2 separate regions of the Homo sapiens genome follow, and region 2 is linked to region 1. The links are chromatin loops, found by intact Hi-C in ENCODE. Cell type or tissue: PC-3. All regions are shown on one strand. Each heading gives the region's core, and the rest is flanking DNA. Links, peaks and the distances in the headings are about the cores only.

Region 1 (9,073 bases), core at 1,940-6,939:
GAAGCTCTATCAGGAGGTCGTGGGTGCCCCAGTTCTCTCAGCAAAGTGGCTTCATTGAAATCAAAATCACCCAAAATGCCAACCCCAGCGTTTGGAGTTTGTATCCTCCAGGGGAAACATCAAAAGCCAGTAGGCAAGTCGGGGCTGAAAAAGGGATCCTCTCACCTTTCATCTTCTCCTGTGTCTACAGGTGGTCAGCATGCCCCCACTACGATCTTGAAGGTACAGCCTTAAAGAAGCAGAGAACTGTGATTGGATACAGCTGTGTAGTAATGGACGCCCCTCCCCAGAAAATGGGGGGAGCTGGAAAGACCCTAGTCTGTGGCTAAGAAAGTGATTAAATAGAAGCAGTGACTGTATTTCATATTATTCTAATGAATTTGCCTTCTCTAAGTTCGTAGCTTTGTGGGAATATTACCCACTGCTCTCTGCAGTCCCCAGCTAAGCGAGGGTCCCCTGCAAACATCAGCTAGGGGGAGGGCACGAGTAATGAGGAGAAACACGTTCTCCCAAAATAAGCATTATTCTTCTTTTTTTTTTTTTGGTTTGCTGAGTTCAAAGCTGCGGGGTGGGGGAGTCTTCCCTGGCATTCAGCAGCCCTGGGGTTGCATTTCTCTTTAAAGGGCTATTTAGGAAAACACAAGGAACGGATTTTAAAAGGAAGACAGAAAGAAATCCAGCTCCCAGCTTGCAGCAGCACTGAGAGGTTGTACATTCTAAAGGACCTGGTCATTTACAGCAAAGCCTATGGAGGGATAATTCCCATTTCAGCCGCATCCACCTTAACAAATGTGGATCCCACTGCTGGCTTCTTAGAACTGTACAGCAAAGCCTGTGGGGGGATAATTCCCATTTCAGCCGCATCCACCTTAAACATGGATCCCACTGCTGGCGTCTTAGAACTGGAGCGGTGTCTGCTAACCAGCCTGCTGGACCCTCTGTCTATAGGTACCGGGTGGTGACCTGCAAATCCAGCCTTGGAGAATGACCGTCCGAATCTGCAGCCTGACACCTCGCCACCTCGGCTTTGAAAATGGCAGTGTGTGGTATCCTGCACAGAGGAAGAATACCTGCTTATGTTGGATTTTTCGAAAATGAAAGCAAAAAATAATCACTGCTCCCTGAAGAGTCTTTGCAGCCAAGTCTCCGTCCAGCACACATCTTTTTTTAGCCCTTCTAGAAACTTCTGAAAATAGTAGCTTATCCTTGGGGGGAAAAAAATCAGACCTCTGTCAATCAGTGAGATGCTGGTGCATTTCATTTAAATGGCCCACTCCCTCCCACAACATCCCCCGGTTATAAATCATCTTTGAACAGAATGTAGCCATTTCTTGGCTCTTTAATCCATAAAACCTAAACCCTGAAATCCCCTTGGGGAGTGGAGGAGGCTGTGGGCTGAACTCCGAGGACACTTTTGTGGGGGTGGGGGAGATAGCAACCAAGTCATGCATGAGGTCAGCTTTCTGCCTCATAACCAGCAAGCCTCTCAATGCCATCCTCCCTCCTAGACCCCAAGGTTTGCTCCAAACCACCTCTGGATATTCGTCCCCAGGTAGAAGAAGAGAAGAGACTCTCAAGTGGCACTTTTGCAACTTGTCCCTTAAAAAAAAAAAAAAAAGAATCTGAAACAGCAAAATAGAAATCTCTCTTGTCCCCTGGCCTTCCAAGTCTGTCAACAGAATACCACAGCAGCACCAGCAGGAACGCACTTAGCACCAGCAAAATTTTAAGTGAAGCACCAGAGACACAAAAATCCCATTTCTCTTGACGTGACAGTGGGATCTAGCGATCGACCTAGGTAAGTACAGAGGGAGAGGCTAGGACGAGTCAAGAAATGGAGGCATCCCAGACTGCCCCTACACAATCGGTCCCAAGTCCTCACTTTTTTTTTCTATCATGCCTTTTGCACTGTTACCTCTTATTCCACCAGCATCTATCCCCAGGCAGTTGGCCGATGCTGGGGCTAATTCCCACCAGTCTTTGCAAATAGTTTCTAAGTACACAGCAGGCATCTCTCTTCTGGCGCCCCAGACATTACAGAATATCAAAGTTCACATCGCAAGGTGCAGAAAAGGAAGGCAACCACGTCCTCAACAAGGCATGCACTGATACGTAATATTCATATTTTCTTTTTTTATATATATAGAGCTGTATGTAAATAGCATTGGGGTGTCTGTTTCTGCAGCTGGATTTCCAAAGGGCTTCCCCAGTCCCATTCTGTGTTTCTACGATCGCTCCAGGCGCTGTCTTTACTCTCCACTTCCTTCTCGAAGTGCCAACCGCGGCCTTTCAAGCTCTGGGCTCCCCCTCTGGAAAACGGGAACCAGCTTTCTCCAAGGACACAGGGTTTTCACCAACCTGCAGAAATAAAGATTGGTATTTTGGTCAGTGCAGACAGCTGCTGGGGGTGACGTCAGTGCAGTGGGCCTCTGCACGCTCAGCCCCGGATGTCGGGAGGGGGAGGAGGGAGGGGAGAGCTACTGGATGCAAAGCTCTGGTTTTGGAGGAAGGATGCCTCAAAAGCTAGTCTTGGCACTCTTCCCCTTACCAGAATCTCTGTCTATGTAGCAGCCTTCCCCAAATAGACATTTGTGCGTGCACACACACTCCCCTCTCTGCTTTTAGACCTAGATATTTACATAGGCATCTTCAGAGATGTTTTTAAAAAGAAGAATCTAGAGACACATGAACTTTTTGCTTCTCCAAATTCAGAACAGGACCTTCCTCGATTCATTTCATAGACCCAGATTCAAGAGAGAGTTGTAGGGCAGTCTCTGTTCTCTTTTGTTTGTTTGTTCGTTCATTCATCCATTCACTTATTCCCAAGTATGCCAAGTGCCATACTAGGGGCTACAGGTTCAATGACGTAATTCTTGCCCCTTGAGGGGCTCAGAACCAACAGGGAGATGGGAAGAAGTGGATAATGACAGTCCCATGTAAAGAGCACATGCAGTCTGGGGAAACGTGGTCTATAGGAGCCCAGGGGAGGCAGCTCATAAGGGAGACAAAGCAGACTCCTCAGAGAGAGTGGCAGGCCCCTGCTGACTATTGAAGAGTGCCAGGAAACTAACCAGGATAAGAAAATGAGGCATCCTAGGCAGGGCAGAAAAAACAGCCCATACCCAGGAGCATCCACCACAGAATGCACAAAATGTGTGCACAAATGCTCATGGCAGAATTATCCATAATAGCAAAATACGGAAACAACCCAAATGTCCATCAACTGATGAATAAACAAAATGTGGTCTTTCCATACAATGGACTATTAGTCAGCCATCAAAAAGGAATGAAGTATTGATACGTGAAGATGGATGAACCTTGAAGGCATCATGCTAAGTCAAAGAAGCCAGACACAAAAGGACACATATTGTGTGATTCCATTTATATGAAATGTCCACAACAGGCAGATCTTCTGGGACAGAAAGGAGAATGGTGGTTGCCTAGGGCCGGGGCGGATAGGAGGAATTGGGGAGTGATACTCATGCGCATGGGGTTTCTTTCAGGGAAACGAAAATTTTCCAAAGTTGACTGTGAAGATGGCTGCAAAATTCTATGTATACTCCTCATCATTGACTTGTACACCTTAAAAAGGTAGGGTTTTTTGTTTGTTTGTTTGTTTGTTTGTTTGTTTGTTTGTTTTTGAGACAAGGTCTCGTTCTGTTGCCCAGGCTGGAGTGCAGTGGTACGATCTCAGCTCACTGCAACCTCTGCCTCCTGGGTTCAAGCAACCTCTGCCTCCTGCCTCAGCCTCCCAAGTAGCTGGGACTACAGGTGCATGCCATCATGCCCGGCTAAATTTTTGTATTTTTAGTAGAGACTGAGTTTTGCCATGTTGGCCAGACTGGTCTTGAACTCCTATCTTCAAGTGATCCACCCACCTCAGCCTCCCAAAGTGCTGTGATTACAGGCATGAGCCACCGTGCCCAGACTTAAAAGGACAGATAAGGTGGCTATAAGTTAGCGGGGGAGATAAGAACGTATCACCCGTTATTCTAAAGCAGGTGGCATATGAACGAGCATGTGGGTAATACACACCAAGTGATATAGGAGAGAAAGTGGAAGGGAGATCACTTTATGGCTTCTGGGTTTGAAAAAGTCTGAGATGTTGACTTGCATGAACTGTAGCAGCTGGTACCCTTGACTTCTGGCTTCCTTCTGGGTTTGGCCAACAGGAGGCACTAATGGGAAAGTAAGATCAGGTGTTTGTTCCCCAGCTCCCCTCCCACTGGTCAGAGGTTGGCCACAGCCGCTGTCTGGACTCTGGTACAGTGACACCCTCCTGGAGACTCCAGGTCCCATTCCTTACCCTGGCACCTTCAGGCCAGGGTGGGAATAGCTCCCCTCTATGGCCAAGCCTGGGTACTGCATTCACTCTCGCTGGTTTCCCAAACCCTGCCCACGCCTTTGCTGTTGAAGCTGTCCTAAATTCTCCTCTGATTACTGAGTTTGGAAACACTTTCTGCCTCTTACTCGGGCCCTAATGGATACATCTGACTGCATGAAAGATATGAGTCATAAACACATGGACCCCATAGTCTATGTCAGCTGACAGTCACAAGGATCCAAATCAGTGACTTCAAACCTTTTGCTTTTTTTTTTTTTTTTAAAGAAACTGGGTCTCGCTCTGCCACCCAGGCAGGAGTGCAGTGGCGCCATCATAGCTCACTGCACCCTCGACCTCCTGAGCTCAAGCGATCCTCCCACCTCAGCCTCTAGCTGGGACTATCGGCATGCACCACCACATCTGGCTAATTTATTATTTTTATTTTTTCTTTTAGAGACAGGGTCTTTCTATGTTGCCTAGGCTGGTCTCAAACTCCTGGCCTCAAGCAATCGTCCCGCATTGGCCTCCCAAAGTGCTAGGATTACAGGTGTGCGCCACCACACCAGGCCAATTCCCCTTCTATCTCACGAGGGCACAAACACAGTAGGAACTCTGCATTGTTATGTAGCCACCATATATTTTCATAGAATATGGAATTAGTCATCAATCAACTCAATTGATAAATACATTCTAAATTTAGTTTATGAAACCAGCTTTTGTAACCCCTAAACATCTCTGTTGGTGTCTAGCCATAAACCTACAGAATGAAAGTCAGTGTAACCCTGCAGCATTAGCCTAAAATAATTATGCTGCCTTAAGCACAGGTGGGATGGAAGGAGAGACAGGAACACTTATTAAGTACCTATTATGCTATTGAGTGTGTGGACATCGTGCTAAGCATGGTTATCCGCACCAGATAAGGCCAGGTGCCTGCTTTAAATTTGCCTCCAGGCTTACTGGAAGGATATGCCATGCCAGAGACCAGTACTGTAAATGACCAATATCTGGAGGTGAACCAATAGCCTAGAAGTCAGAATGGGGTTACAATTACCAGGGAAGCTTCAGCGCGGACCCAGGATTTGATCAGGACCTAGAACACACACACATATTTTTTCCATATTTGGAAAAAGGAAGCGTGGCTTAGGTGGGGGAAGGGCCCAAACAAGACCAAGGACAGTGATAAGCATGGCACAAACAGGGAAGCGTGATGAGCAGGGAACTGTATCAGAAAGTTGTAGGAATTGAGGCCAGGTGCTATGGCTCACGCCTGTAATCCCAGCACTTCAGGAGACTGAGGAGAGAGGATTGCATAAGCCCAGGAGTTTGAGGCTGCTATGGGCTATATTTTATATATATAGGGTTTCTTTCTTTCTTTTTTCCAAGCAGCAGTAGTAATCGTGCAATTTAAAACTATTTTTAAAACATCAAGTCCATCAACCCCTGTGAGCCACTGCCCCACCCTTGGGATGTGTTCCCTTAAACTTGGCTCGTAAAGAATTTTCTCAGATGCTAACTCACAGCCAAAACTCGTGGCTGAAGTGATTCATGAAATACCTTTGAAAAAATGTCCCTGTTTCCATTTTTCATCCACCGTGTGAGGGGGGAGGCGGGCAGAGAGGGAGAACTTGAACCCACAAGGTCCTGCCTCCGTGGGCTGCAGTGATGTTGTGCCGCTTTGGGTATGGAAGGTGAAAGCTGAAAACCGTAAACCCCAGTGCAGCATTAGATGGGGCAAGAGGCTTATTCCCTTTTTCTGATGTCAGCAAAGAATTAGGACTCTTGGATTCCCTCCTAAGAGGCCCCAATTTTTAATTAAAAAAAAACCTTGGCCGGGTGTGGTGGCTCTTGCCTGTAATTCCAGCACTTTGGGAGGCCAAGGAGGCCAGAAGTTCGAGACCAGCCTGGGCAACATGGCAAAACCTCATCTCTACTAAACATACAAAAATTAGCCAGGTGTGGTGGTGCACACCTGTAATCTTCGCTACTCAGGAGGCTGAGGCACGAGAATCTCTAGAACCCGGGAAGTGGAGGTTGCAGTGAGCTGAGATCATGCCTCTGCACTCCATCCTGGGCAACAGAGCCAGACCCTGTCTCAATAAGTAAATAAATAAATAAAATTTAAAAAATACCTTTTTTGCCCTTGCTATTTGCACAAGTGATAAGTTACAAATTCAAACAGCAAAGAAGAATATAAAAATAAAAGGAAAGCCCCTTCAACCCAACCCTTAAGCCCCACTCCCTTTCCCAGAGGCAGCCAGTATTACCGGCTGGTTGTGTAGCCTCCCAGAGTATTTTCTGGTCATTTGTATACGCCATGTCTCTTTTTTGTTCTTTTCCTACCATTAGGTTCCCAGAGCCCAGCACAACGCCCAGCGTATACTAGGCGCTCAATTCATTATCTACTGAGGGAGAGTAAATAAGTGGCAAACGAATAAAGATGACAGGCTGGGTGTGGTGGCTCACGCCTGTAATCCCAGCAATTTGGGTGGCCGAGGCAGGTGGATCACTTGAGGTCAGGAGTTTGAGACCAGCCTGGCCAACATGGTAAAACCCCATCTCTACTAAAAATACAAAAATTAGCCAGGTGCGGTGGCGCACACCTGTAATCCCAGCTAGTCAGGAGGCTGAGACAGGAGAATCACTTAAACCCGGGAGGCAGAGGTTGCAGTGAACTGAGGTGGTACCATTGCACTCCAGCCTGGGAGAGAGAGCAAGATTCCATCTCAAAAAAAAAAAAAAAAAAGCAGTTTCTCGCATCTTCTGTCTTTGGTTTCAGCAGGTTGATTTTGACCAAGGAGTTTCAATGGTACCAATCATCCTAGTCCCTAAGACTTGAAGGAAGGACTGGGCATGGTGGCATGTGTCCCTAATCCCTGCTACTCAGGTGGCTGAGGCAGGAGGATTGCTTGAGCCCAGGAGTTTGAGGCCAACCTGGACAATATAGCAAGACCCTGTCTCAAAAAAAAAAAAAAAAAAAGACTTGGAGGAGAAGCTCTCCATGCAGAATCCTCTTGAAAAGAAGATTGCTCCGGTCCATGTTATCCCTTAAATCTCCATCTGTATAGTTCATGTCGGCCAGGTAGGAAGCTGAGTGCACAGGAGACTGTGGAAAGGAAGCTGAAAAGATGGCTAGGTTGTGATGTGTGAGGAAGGAAGAGGCCATTTGGCAGCCTCTGGAAGAAGTATTTGCTCTCCTTGGCCCAGCTCTCTTCTATCAGTGAACAGTTATCAATGCTATCAGCTACTAGATAGTGATTACTTAAAGTCTATGGAGAGAGACCTGAGCTCCTACCCACTAGGAACTTACGGCAGGTGGGCCTTGGAAGCCCAACTCGCTTGACTTTCAGAAGGGTAAGCAGTGAGAGTTGGGTAGTAGCTCAGCTCAGCACAGAATCAACGCCAAAACAAACAAACAAAAAATACAGACTCTTCTTAAGGCAAACTGTGGCCTGTAAGATAATGTTGCCCATGTCCCATGTCCCACATGTTATACTATGCACATTCTTTGACCTAACAATTTCACTTTCAGGAACTTCACTTTTTGTTTGCAAAGTTGTCCAAATATGAATGTCCCCTGCCGGGCACAGTGGCTCACACCTGTAATCCCAGCACTTTGGGAGGCCAAAATGGGAGGATCACTTGAGCCCAGGAGTTCCAGACCAGCCTGGGCCACATAATGAGACTCCATCTACACATATACAAAAAAAAACTTTTTTTTTTTTTTTTGAGATGGAGTTTCGCAATTATTGCCCAGGCTGGAGTGCAATAGCGTAATCTTGGCTCACTGCAACCTCCGCCACCTTGGTTCAAGCTATTCTCCGGCCTCAGCCTCCCAAGTAGCTGGGATTACAGGCATGCACCACCATGCCCCGCTATTTTTTTTGTATTTTTAGTAGAGATGGGGTTTCACTATGTTGGCCAGGCTGGTCTCGAACTCCTGACCTCAGGTGATCCACCTGCCTTGGCCTCCCAAAGTGCTGGGATTACAGGCCTGAGCCACTGCGCCCGGCCACAAAAAATTTTTAATTAGCCAATTGTGGTGGTGCATGTCTATAGTCCCAGCTACTCAGGAGGCTGAGGTAGGAAGATCACATAAGCTCAGGAGTTTAAGTTATAGTGGGCTATGATCATGCCACTGCACATCAGCCTGGGTGACACAGAAAGACCCTGTTTCTAAAACAACAAAAAAAGTGCCTAACAACCTTGTTTACCCTACCAGAAAACAGGAAACAATGCAAATGTTCCCAAGGAAGTGACCATATAAGGAAATCCTGGTTCATCCAAGCAACAGAACATCATGCAGCCATTAAAAAGGATGAGGAAAACCTTTGCGTGTTGACATGGGAAGATCTCAACCACCTATTTTTAGTGAGGAAAAAGCAGGTTACAAAACAGCATGAACAGTATGAGCTCATGTATTTAAAATAGGATGCGTGTGTGGGTGTCTATGCATCAAGGGAAGAGCATAGGGGGCTCCCTGAAATCAGGGGTCATGAACTGAAATGCACTGGACCCACTAAAGGTACCCAGGAGGGGCTGGGGACACTGTAGTGTTTTTGTGCTTTCTAAAGGGGTTTCTGACATTCATCTCCAGCCTGTTTCTGCCACATGGGAATACATGTGTTAGAATACATTGTTAGATCTTTTCATTTTTCAAGAAAAATTGGAAATACAGGCTTCTACCTGAAAATGACTGATTTTTTTTTTTTTATGGGATCTCACTTTGTTGCCCAGGCTGGTCTCGAACTG
Region 2 (9,073 bases), core at 77-5,076, 53 kb after region 1:
CCAGGTGTGGTGGTACACACCTGTAATCCCACCACTTTGGAGGCCAAGCCAGGAGGATTGCTTGAGCCCAGGAGTTCAAGACCAGCCTGGGCAACATAGTGAAACCCTGGTTCTACAAAAAATTTAAAAAATTTAGCTAGGTGTGGTGGTGCACCCCTTTAGTTCTAGCTACTTGGGAGGCTGAGGTGGGAGGATCGCTTGAACCCAGGAGGCTGAGGCTGCAGTGAGCCATGATTGCACCACTGCACTCCAGCCTGGGTGACACAGCAAGACCCTGTCAAAAGCAGGCAAAAAGCAAACTTTGTGGCTGGGCAAGGTGGCTCATGCCTGTAATCCTAGCACTTTGGGAGGCTGAGGTGGGTGGATGGATCTCTTGAGCTCAGGAGCTCAAAACCAACCTGGGCAACGTAGAGAAACCCCATCTCTACAAAAATTGGCCAGCGTGGTGGCATGTTCCTGTAGTCCTCACTACCTGGGAGGCTGATGTGGGAGGATTGATTGAGGCCAGGAGGTCGAGGATGCAGTGAGCCGGGATCACACCACTGCACTCCGGCCTAGGTGACAGAGCGAAACCCTGTCTCAAAAAAAAAAAAAAAAAAAAAGGCTGGGCCTGGTGGCTCATACCTGTAATCCCAGCACTTTGGGAGGCTGAGGTGGGCAGATCACCTGAGGTCAGGAGTTCGAGACCAGCCTAACCAACAAGGAGAAACTCTGTCTCTACTAAAAATACAAAATTAGCCAGGCATGGTGGTGGGTGCCTGTAATCCCAGCTACTCAGGAGGCTGAGGCAGGAGAATCTCTTGAACCCAGGAGGCGGAGGTTGTGGTGAGCCGAGATCGTGCCATTGCACTCCAGTCTGGGCAACAAGAGCAAAATTCCATCTCAAAAAATAAAAAATGAAAACAAGACTTTGCAATCATTAGTAACACTGCTATAAATAAAGTTATAATTCATTGTGTGCGTAAACTGTCTCCTTGGTACTGTCTTAAGGGTTTAGAGACATTATCGTCTTCATTTCTCCCAACAACTCTCTCCAGTGGCTATTTTCAACTAATCTGTAGATGAGCATTAGGAAAGTAACTGATTTTTAGATAATAAACCTACTCCTTCTCTCCAGGCTGATAAATGATGACAAGGTTTATGGAAAAGGCTTGGATTCCTGTGTCAGTGGTTGCAAGCCCCAGAGCCCACAGGGCTAAGGCAGGTAATGCACGTGAGTGAGGTAGGCTGGGTGTTGCACATTAGGTCTTTTCTCCCAGCTCATCAGGTGTTTTTATGTGTTCTGGTCATAGCTTTATAATTCGTTTCATAGTGGCAGCTGTTCTTTTTGTCACAATTAAACATGTAGGAATTGTCTTTAAACATGGCCATCTTGGTCTTGTTTTCCCACTTTTAAAAGTTTTTAAGCTCAAACTATGTATTGACCTTTACAAGGGCCTAAATACACAGCTTGATGAATTTTCAAGTGTACACATCCATGTAAACAGCAGCCAGGTCACAGGGCAGCATCACCAGCATGTCAGAACCACCTCCCCTGCCCTGTGTTCCCTTCCACCCAAGGGTAACCACTCACCTGACTTCTCTTCCACCCAGGGGTAACCACTCACCTGACTTCTCTTCCACCCAAGGGTAACCACTCACCTGACTACTTTTTTTTTTTTTTTTTTTTTTTTTTTTGGGAGATAGAGTCTTACCCTGTAACCTAGGCTGGAGTGCGGTGGCATGATCTTGGCTCACTGCAACCCTGACTTCCCGGGTTCAAGTGATTCTTGTGCCTCAGCCTCCTTAGTAGCTGTGACTACAGGCATGCACCACCACGGCCTGCTCATTTTTGTATCTTTGGTAGAGATGGGGTTTCACTATGTTGGCCAGGCTGGTTTTGAACTCCTGGCCTTGTGATCTGCCCGCCTCGGCCTCCCGAAGTGCTGGAACTACAGGTGTGAGCCTGCATGCCTGGCCTCACCTGACTTCTAACACCACATTTAGTTTGTTTGTTTTTGAACTGTATATTAAGTGGAGTCAAACAGCACATACTCATGTGTCTTTGAGTTCTCGTGTATGGCATTATCTGTGAGATTGATCCCTATGAATATGCCACATCTTATCTACTGTTGATGGGAATTGTTGCTAGTTTGTTGATAGCCAGTTTGGGACTCTCAGATATAGTGCCACCATAAATGTTTTGTACATCTTCTGAAAAATGTGTCCACATTTTTCCTGAGTATTCATTTGGGAGTGGAATTGGTGAGTCATAAGGTATGCATAGATTAGCCTTGGTAGATACTGACAGTTTTCCAAAGTAGTTGTACTGGTTTTCTCACTTTTGATAGTAACTTGTGTATGTGGAATGTAGTATTTCACTTTCTTCTTTACCATAAATCAACACCCAGCTGAGATGACATGACAGCAGAACTTGACCCCAGCATGGGCAAGATGATAAAGACACATTGGGAAATACATGCCATGGCTGGGGTCAGGGTAATAACCACTGCCCCCATTAGCTGGTTGTTGCCCTGTAGGAATGTGGTCCCAGTGTTGTAAGGTCTTTAGATTTTTTTTTTTAATTGGGAATATGTATTTTTATGTGGACTCCTTCAGTTTTTTCTGCATGAGAAAACCATCCAAGCTGGGCATGGTGGCACATGCCTGTACTCCCAGCTGCTGGGGGAGTTGAGGCAGGAGGATCACCTTAGCCCAGGAGTTTGAGACCAGCCTGGGCAAAATAGATTCTGTCTCACTTAAAAACACCATCCAAAACGTTGGCTTAAAACAACCACGATTTAGCTCACCATTTTGCAGGGTGGCAGCTTGGGCTGGGCATGGGTGAGCTCACTCGTGTGTCTGAGGTTAGCTGTGGTCACCTAGGCTGCTCTGCTTCTAGGGGTTGGCTAATTGTGCGTGTGTGTGTGTGTGTGTGTGTGAGAGAGAGAGAGAGAAAGAGGTGTGTATCTGGGTTATGAGTCATCATACAGCAGCTTAGCTTAGCCCCAAGTGGGCATTCTCAGAGTTACAAGAGCAGCAAGAGGGCGAGCCCCAGTGGCCAGATGCAATGGTGCTTTTGAAGTCTGCATAGGTCATGTTTGTTATTCTCATGTGGCCAAGTCCAGAGTCAGTGTGGATTTACCCAAGTGCTTGGATACAGAGAGACATGAACAAATTTGGGGCCATCACTATGTCAGTCTACCTCAAAAGCTCTTCCAATTTTTAATTGTTGGTAACTAATAAAAATTAATAAGATTTTAGGTGCTAACATTGCAGGTTAAACAAAACCTGTCAGTGGGCTAGATCTGCCTTGGGTAACCATTTTATCATCTTTGCCTTGTGCCTTCCCAAGAATCCTTGCTTGATCCATGGGTGGCTCCTGAAAGGAAGAGTTAGTTCCATTTGAGACTCCCTAGAATCTTTAACAGAAGCTGATCCACTTGACATGAATGGGAAATAAAATCTGGTACTACCTTCTTACACTTCCTCCCTGCCCCCGTTTCTTCTCCAACCTTTGGCACTTTCATTAGTGCACCCTGTTGTATTTCTGGTGCAGTCTCCTCCACTTCAGAGTCTTCAGTATCCATCACTAGAGAGAGAACAACTAATAAGTTAGCAATCAAAAGTGAAGTTGCCTTTGGATGGGTAGGTGAGCAGTGCTGCCTTGGAGTGTCATCTGGCTGGTATAGGCCAGAACCTCTGATGGGCAAGCAAAGCTGACATGAAAACGCAGGACTCACTGGGCATGGTGGCTTATGCCTGTAATCCCAGCACTTTGGGAGGCCGAGGTGGATGGATCACGAGGTCAGGAGATCAAGACCATCCTGGCTAAGACGGTGAAACCCTGTCTCTACTAAAAAATACAATAATTAGCCGGGTGTGGTGGCACGTGCCTGTAGTCCCAGCTACTGGGGAGGCTGAGGCAGAAGAATTGCTTGAACCCGGGAAGCAGAGGTTGCAGTGAGCCGAGATTGCGCCACTGCACTCCAGCCTGGGTGACAGAGCAAGACTCCACCTCAAAAAAAAAAAAACAAAAAAAAAACAACGCAGGACTCCTCCCAAGCCTCATGTTTTATGAAGCTTTTAGTAATAGCACTTAGCAGCCATCTCTTTTTAGGTGATGAGTTGGGAATACCTCAGTTGGCACCTGATAGAGTTCTTAGTATAAGTAAACTAGTGAAAGAACACATCCCTGGTCAGAATTTCAGAGGCAGTAGGCACTTTCTCTGTTGTCTTCTCTTCTCCTCTGTTCATAAACCCAGGCTTCTTGGAGATAGTGGATATACCTGAGTATAATTGCAAGTGTGCTGCTTTCTTCAGTGGAGTGGCTGTGATACCAACTTGCTTGGGCTCCATTTTTATTTAGGTGGTGTATCAGGACTCTGGGCTGCAGGCAACAAGCACCCAACCCAAACTGGCTTAAAAACCCAAACTGGAATCTATTGATTCCTGTAACTGAAAATTCCAGGTGGTAATGTTTGTTCTGGGTGCTTACCTAAGGTAAGTAGGATTTGCCTTCTCTTAATCCTGCTTTCCTTTTGTTGACTTTATTCACAGACAGGCTTTCCTCTTGGGGAAAAATGGCTACCAGCAACTCTAGTCTTCTATCTGCTTAGCAACTCAAGGGAAAGAGAGCTGCAAGTCATGAACCTAAATTCCCATTGCTGCAAACTGGGTCATGTGTCCACCTTTCAGCCAATCACTGATTCAAATTGTTCAGACTCGAATCCATTGCCCATTCCTGAAGATGAAGGTGAGGTCAGCTCTGCCTAAATTGTGTTGACTAAGAGTGGGAGTGGGATGGTTTCCTAAATAGAGGAAGTGGATGTTGGGCAGGAAAAAAGAGCAATAACTGATATCCATTTTAGGTGGGTGTGTGACGCAGCACTAACTGAGAATACAGTAGTCCCACCTTATCCACTGGAGATACATTTCAAGACCCCCGGTGGGTGCTTGAAAATGCAGATAGTACTGAACCCTGTATATGCCATGTTTTTTTTTCCTATATACACAGAGCAATGATAAAGTTTATAAACAAGGCACAGTAAGAGATTAACAGCAACAACAAAATAGAACAATTACAACAGTATACTATAATGTTATATGAATGTGGGCTCTCATAATACTGTACTGTAAGTAACTGATGCTATGGAAAGCAAAACCGCGGATAAGGGGGGACGACTGTGTTTTCTGTTCATCCAACATATATTCATTGATCAGCTCAGTGCTGGGGAATCAGCAGTAAACAGAATGGCTCCTTGTCCTCAGAGAGCCTAAAGTCTTGTTTCTTTTAACTAAAAGAATGACATTAATGGAGTCAGGACAGTCTTGGCTATGGGGCTGGGCTCTGCAGTCAAGCAGACCTGAGTTCAGATTCTGGCTCTGCTGTTACCAGTTTGCCTTGGGCAAGTTAATTTCCCCTGCCTTAGCTGTCAAATGATGATGATGTTAGTACCTATCTCGTGAAGAGGCAATGAAATAGGCATGGAACTTAGCACTGAGCCTGGAGTACAGTAAGGGCCCAATAAATGTAAGCTGGTGCCATTATCGTTAGTACTCAGAGTTTGCTATGCTATTTTACTTCCTCTTTACTGAAGCTTATCACCGATAAGCCCTTAGCTTCCGCCTCTTGTGAATCCCTGGAGGGCAGGATCTGTTGCCTTACTGTTCTAACTCCACCTGCCTTACTAGTACAGTAGGGGCCCTATCTATGTTTGTTGAGTTGAAATAATGTGGGCAAAATTGCTGCTTCTGACTGCGACTTTATAAAGGCTCTATGATTGTTAGAACCCTTGAACATTCAAAGCATCCTTCCAGGTTAAGATATGGAGTTTTAGGTCTGCTGAAAGTTTTAATACTGCTGGCCAATATTTATCACTCACCATGTCAATATTTAACCTGTCAGATCCTGCATCTGTGTTGCCAACAAGATAGATTTAATGGCTTAACCTTCTTCTGTTTTTAAGTTAAACACAAATAAGTAAGCTCCCTAATGTGAACACTTTTCTTCTGGCTAATATGCAGTGAGACAGCAAACCAAACCAAATGTGTACTCATGAATTGACTTAACTGGAATAACTTCCTTTCCTCTTTCCTGTTCTTTGCCTGCCTTTTAAAGCTCAGCTTGAGTTCTGTCTCCTGTGTTAATTCTTCCGTGATTTCTCCAGCCCAAATTTCTCCCTTTCCCCCAACTAAAAAGTTCTTATCCTCAGTGCTGTTCATTTTTTCATGTTATTCGTGAATTAGCAGGCCTCCACTTACGAACCTTTTGAAATGATGCCTGTGTATACTAGAACAACTTGTGACTTACATGCGGTCTTTGTTGGAACGGTCTGCTGCTTGAAGCAGCTTGGGTTTCATTCATATCCCACAAATATTTATTAAGTGTCTTCTTGGTACCAGCCACTGTTCCAGGCACTGAGAATATAGCATTGAACAAGGCAGAAAAAAGCCTGTGCCCTTGTGTAACTTACATTCTGGGGAAGAGGGAGTTAGACAATGGACAAATAATTGTCAGGTAATAAATAAATGTTCTGGAGAAGAAATAAGCAGACAGGATAGAGTGTATCTGCCAGGGGAGGGGCTGTAATTTTAAATAGTGCTGTCCAACAGGGTCTTTCTGGGAAGGTCACATTTCATGGAGAACCTAAAGGAGGTGAGGAGTGAACATACAGAGATCTGGGGGAGGGGATTCTAGGCCAAGACGGGCAAGTGCAAAGGTTCTGTGGTGACCAGGACCCGCACTTAGTTTAATGCTCTGTTGCCTTGATCATTTGTAATGATCTTAATCATTTGTGACCAACAGGCCCCCCAAATTCTATAGCCAATCCTGATGGTGGGAATGTGCCTGCAGTGTTTGGGACCCTTAATGTGAACATCTTTACTCTTTTCACAAACCCACTGTGGTTTCAAAAACCACACCCACTGTGGTACCCCTCTGGGACCTGAAGCTTCTCCTCTTCCTGTCTTCTCTCCTCGCCATGTCCTAAAGCTCAGATCCCAGTTTAGACTAAAAGGGGGCTCAAAGCAGAGGCCCAGCCCATTTTGCTTCACACCACCCTCCTTCACCACCACACCCAGCCTCCTGGGATTTCCCCCAGCACTTGCATTTCTTTAGATTGGCATCTTCTACCTTCTTTCCTTGCCAGAGTCCCCAGGAGAGTGAGAATATGTCTTGAAGCTGGAAAGCCTATTCTCGTAAAAAAAGGATAAATCAAATTCCATGGACATTTATTGTGCATCTACTGTGTGCAATGCACTGAGCTGGTTAGATTCTATAGTATTATAGTTCACTTATATCACCCGCACATGTGATCAACAAACATTTATTGAATACCTTTTGCTCTTCCTCATAGCTAGGCATGGGGATTAGGTTAAATGTTAAGAGACGAATTGTTTTTTTGTGGACTGCTTGGGAGCTTAGCCGCTCTTTGTAGCATTGTTTGTTTGGAGAAATGTTTTCCAGCTTCTATATGGCTGGCTTACTAATGAACTTTGGAGTACCTTAGGGGACGATCTATATTGCCTGTTGTAGTCTCCTGTATTTCATTTTACGTGACAATGACTTACCTCTATAAAAGATTTTAGCTCTTTGAGTGTAGACCATTTCTTATATACTTGCTAACAGCACCTCCCTCCCCCTAGCACCTGGTGTGGCCCTGAATTTAGATAGTATTTTGAACATAAGTTACCTTACTTTAAAAATGTGTTGCTTTTCTGTGTCTGTGAAAATATCATGTGCTCACTGTAGAAATATTTAGGAAATTCAGAAGAATAGAAGAAAATAAAAGTCTTTAGTAATATAATTGCTTAGAGGCTACCATTGTTAACATTTTGGTGTATTTCTGACTTTTTTTTTTTTTTTTTTTTTTTTAGACAGGCTCTCTCTCGCTTTTGCCTAGGCTGGAGTGCAGTGGTGTGATCATGGCTCTGTAGCCTTGACCTCCCATACTCAAGCTATCCTCCCACCTCAGCCTCCTAAGTAGCTGGAACTACAGGTGCATGCCACCACACCTGGCTCATTTATTTTTATTTTGTCTAGAGACAGTGTCTCACTATGTTACCTGGGCTGGTCTTGAACTCCTGGCCCCTAATGATCTGTCTATCTCAATCACCCAAAGTGTTGGGATTACAGATATGAGCCACTGTGCCTGGCCTATTTCTGACTTTTTTTCTTTTTGTATATAAGAATATATATTTCGAGACAAATTGTGGATTATAAATGGATGCTTATTTATCTCGACTGCCTTTCAGACCTTTTTCCCCCAGCCAACCAGTTTTTTTCTTCTCAAAGAAGACACAGGTGAAACTGAAACTCATCTATTTCTTCTGATTGAGATTGTGTGGGTCTACTCCACTCAGCTTTTGCAGTACATGGAAAGTTGAGATAAACGCCTAAAGAAACTAGTTTCAGTCATAGATTTAGTAAAAATGTTATTGCAAATCTCTTCTTTGAACTCAAGGTGCTTTTCTCAGTTTCTTAAACCACCACCCAGAGAGATCTTTCATGTCCTCTTTGCCCTGGAGATGTACATTGGGAACAAAAACCTTAAGTCAGTTTCTTCACTTTTTACTGCTTTGGCTCTTAGTAATTATCTGTTCTTCTATTAAACAAGAGAAGACAGATTAAATTTCTAACAGTAAGGCACAAAACCAATCCATTTACAGAATTAGTCTTACATTAGCACATAGGAATACAAATCAGCCTCCCTGGGGATGGATCTCTTTGCAATTTCTCTCAGTGTTTTTGGAGTAAGTCCAGTAGACTTTGGGAAAATCTAGTATTCACTGACTTTAAATTAAATAAGTAATATGACCCCTTTGAGTGTGTGTGTGTGTGTTTTTTTTCCCTTGACTAGGAAAAAGGGGATGGATAGATTTTTATATCTGCCTATGATGTATGGTTGTGTTCTCAACTTTTAGTGTGCATGAGGATCGCCTGAGAAAGAGGTGCTTGAGGCCGGGTGCAGTGGCTCATGCCTGTAATCCCAGCACTCTGAGAGGCCAAGGCAGGTGGAGGCCGAGAGTTCGAGACTAGCCTGGCCAACATGACAAAACCCTGTCTCTACTAAAAAATACAAAAATTAGCTAG

The links. A loop is a pair of places that touch in the nucleus more often than their neighbours do. Peaks named below come from ENCODE experiments on the same cell type or tissue, not always from the same donor. Only the 100,000 strongest peaks of a DNase experiment are listed, where the experiment ranks them.
Region 2: it touches region 1 in a loop (2.0-fold over the local background); 1 of 110 quality-filtered maps calls a loop at or near these places.

Annotation. Positions count from the first base shown.
Region 1 is chr12:116,859,109-116,868,181 of GRCh38, forward strand. HRK (harakiri, BCL2 interacting protein) reads right to left here. Exons shown (of 2, transcript NM_003806.4): 2 at 1-2,358. Among named protein-coding and RNA genes, the nearest start is that of HRK, 18 kb to the right of the region's middle. RefSeq lists an enhancer at 4,376-4,670. In PC-3, for the core only: CTCF peaks have their summits at 4,297 and 4,499; a DNase peak (open chromatin) is centred at 5,843; H3K4me3 peaks cover 304 bases; H3K27ac peaks cover 1,111 bases.
Region 2 is chr12:116,913,992-116,923,064 of GRCh38, forward strand. The region is part of intron 1 of FBXW8 (F-box and WD repeat domain containing 8); the gene reads left to right. Among named protein-coding and RNA genes, the nearest start is that of FBXW8, 7.6 kb to the left of the region's middle. In PC-3, for the core only: a CTCF peak has its summit at 3,046; DNase peaks (open chromatin) are centred at 2,310 and 2,980; H3K4me3 peaks cover 538 bases; H3K27ac peaks cover 2,661 bases.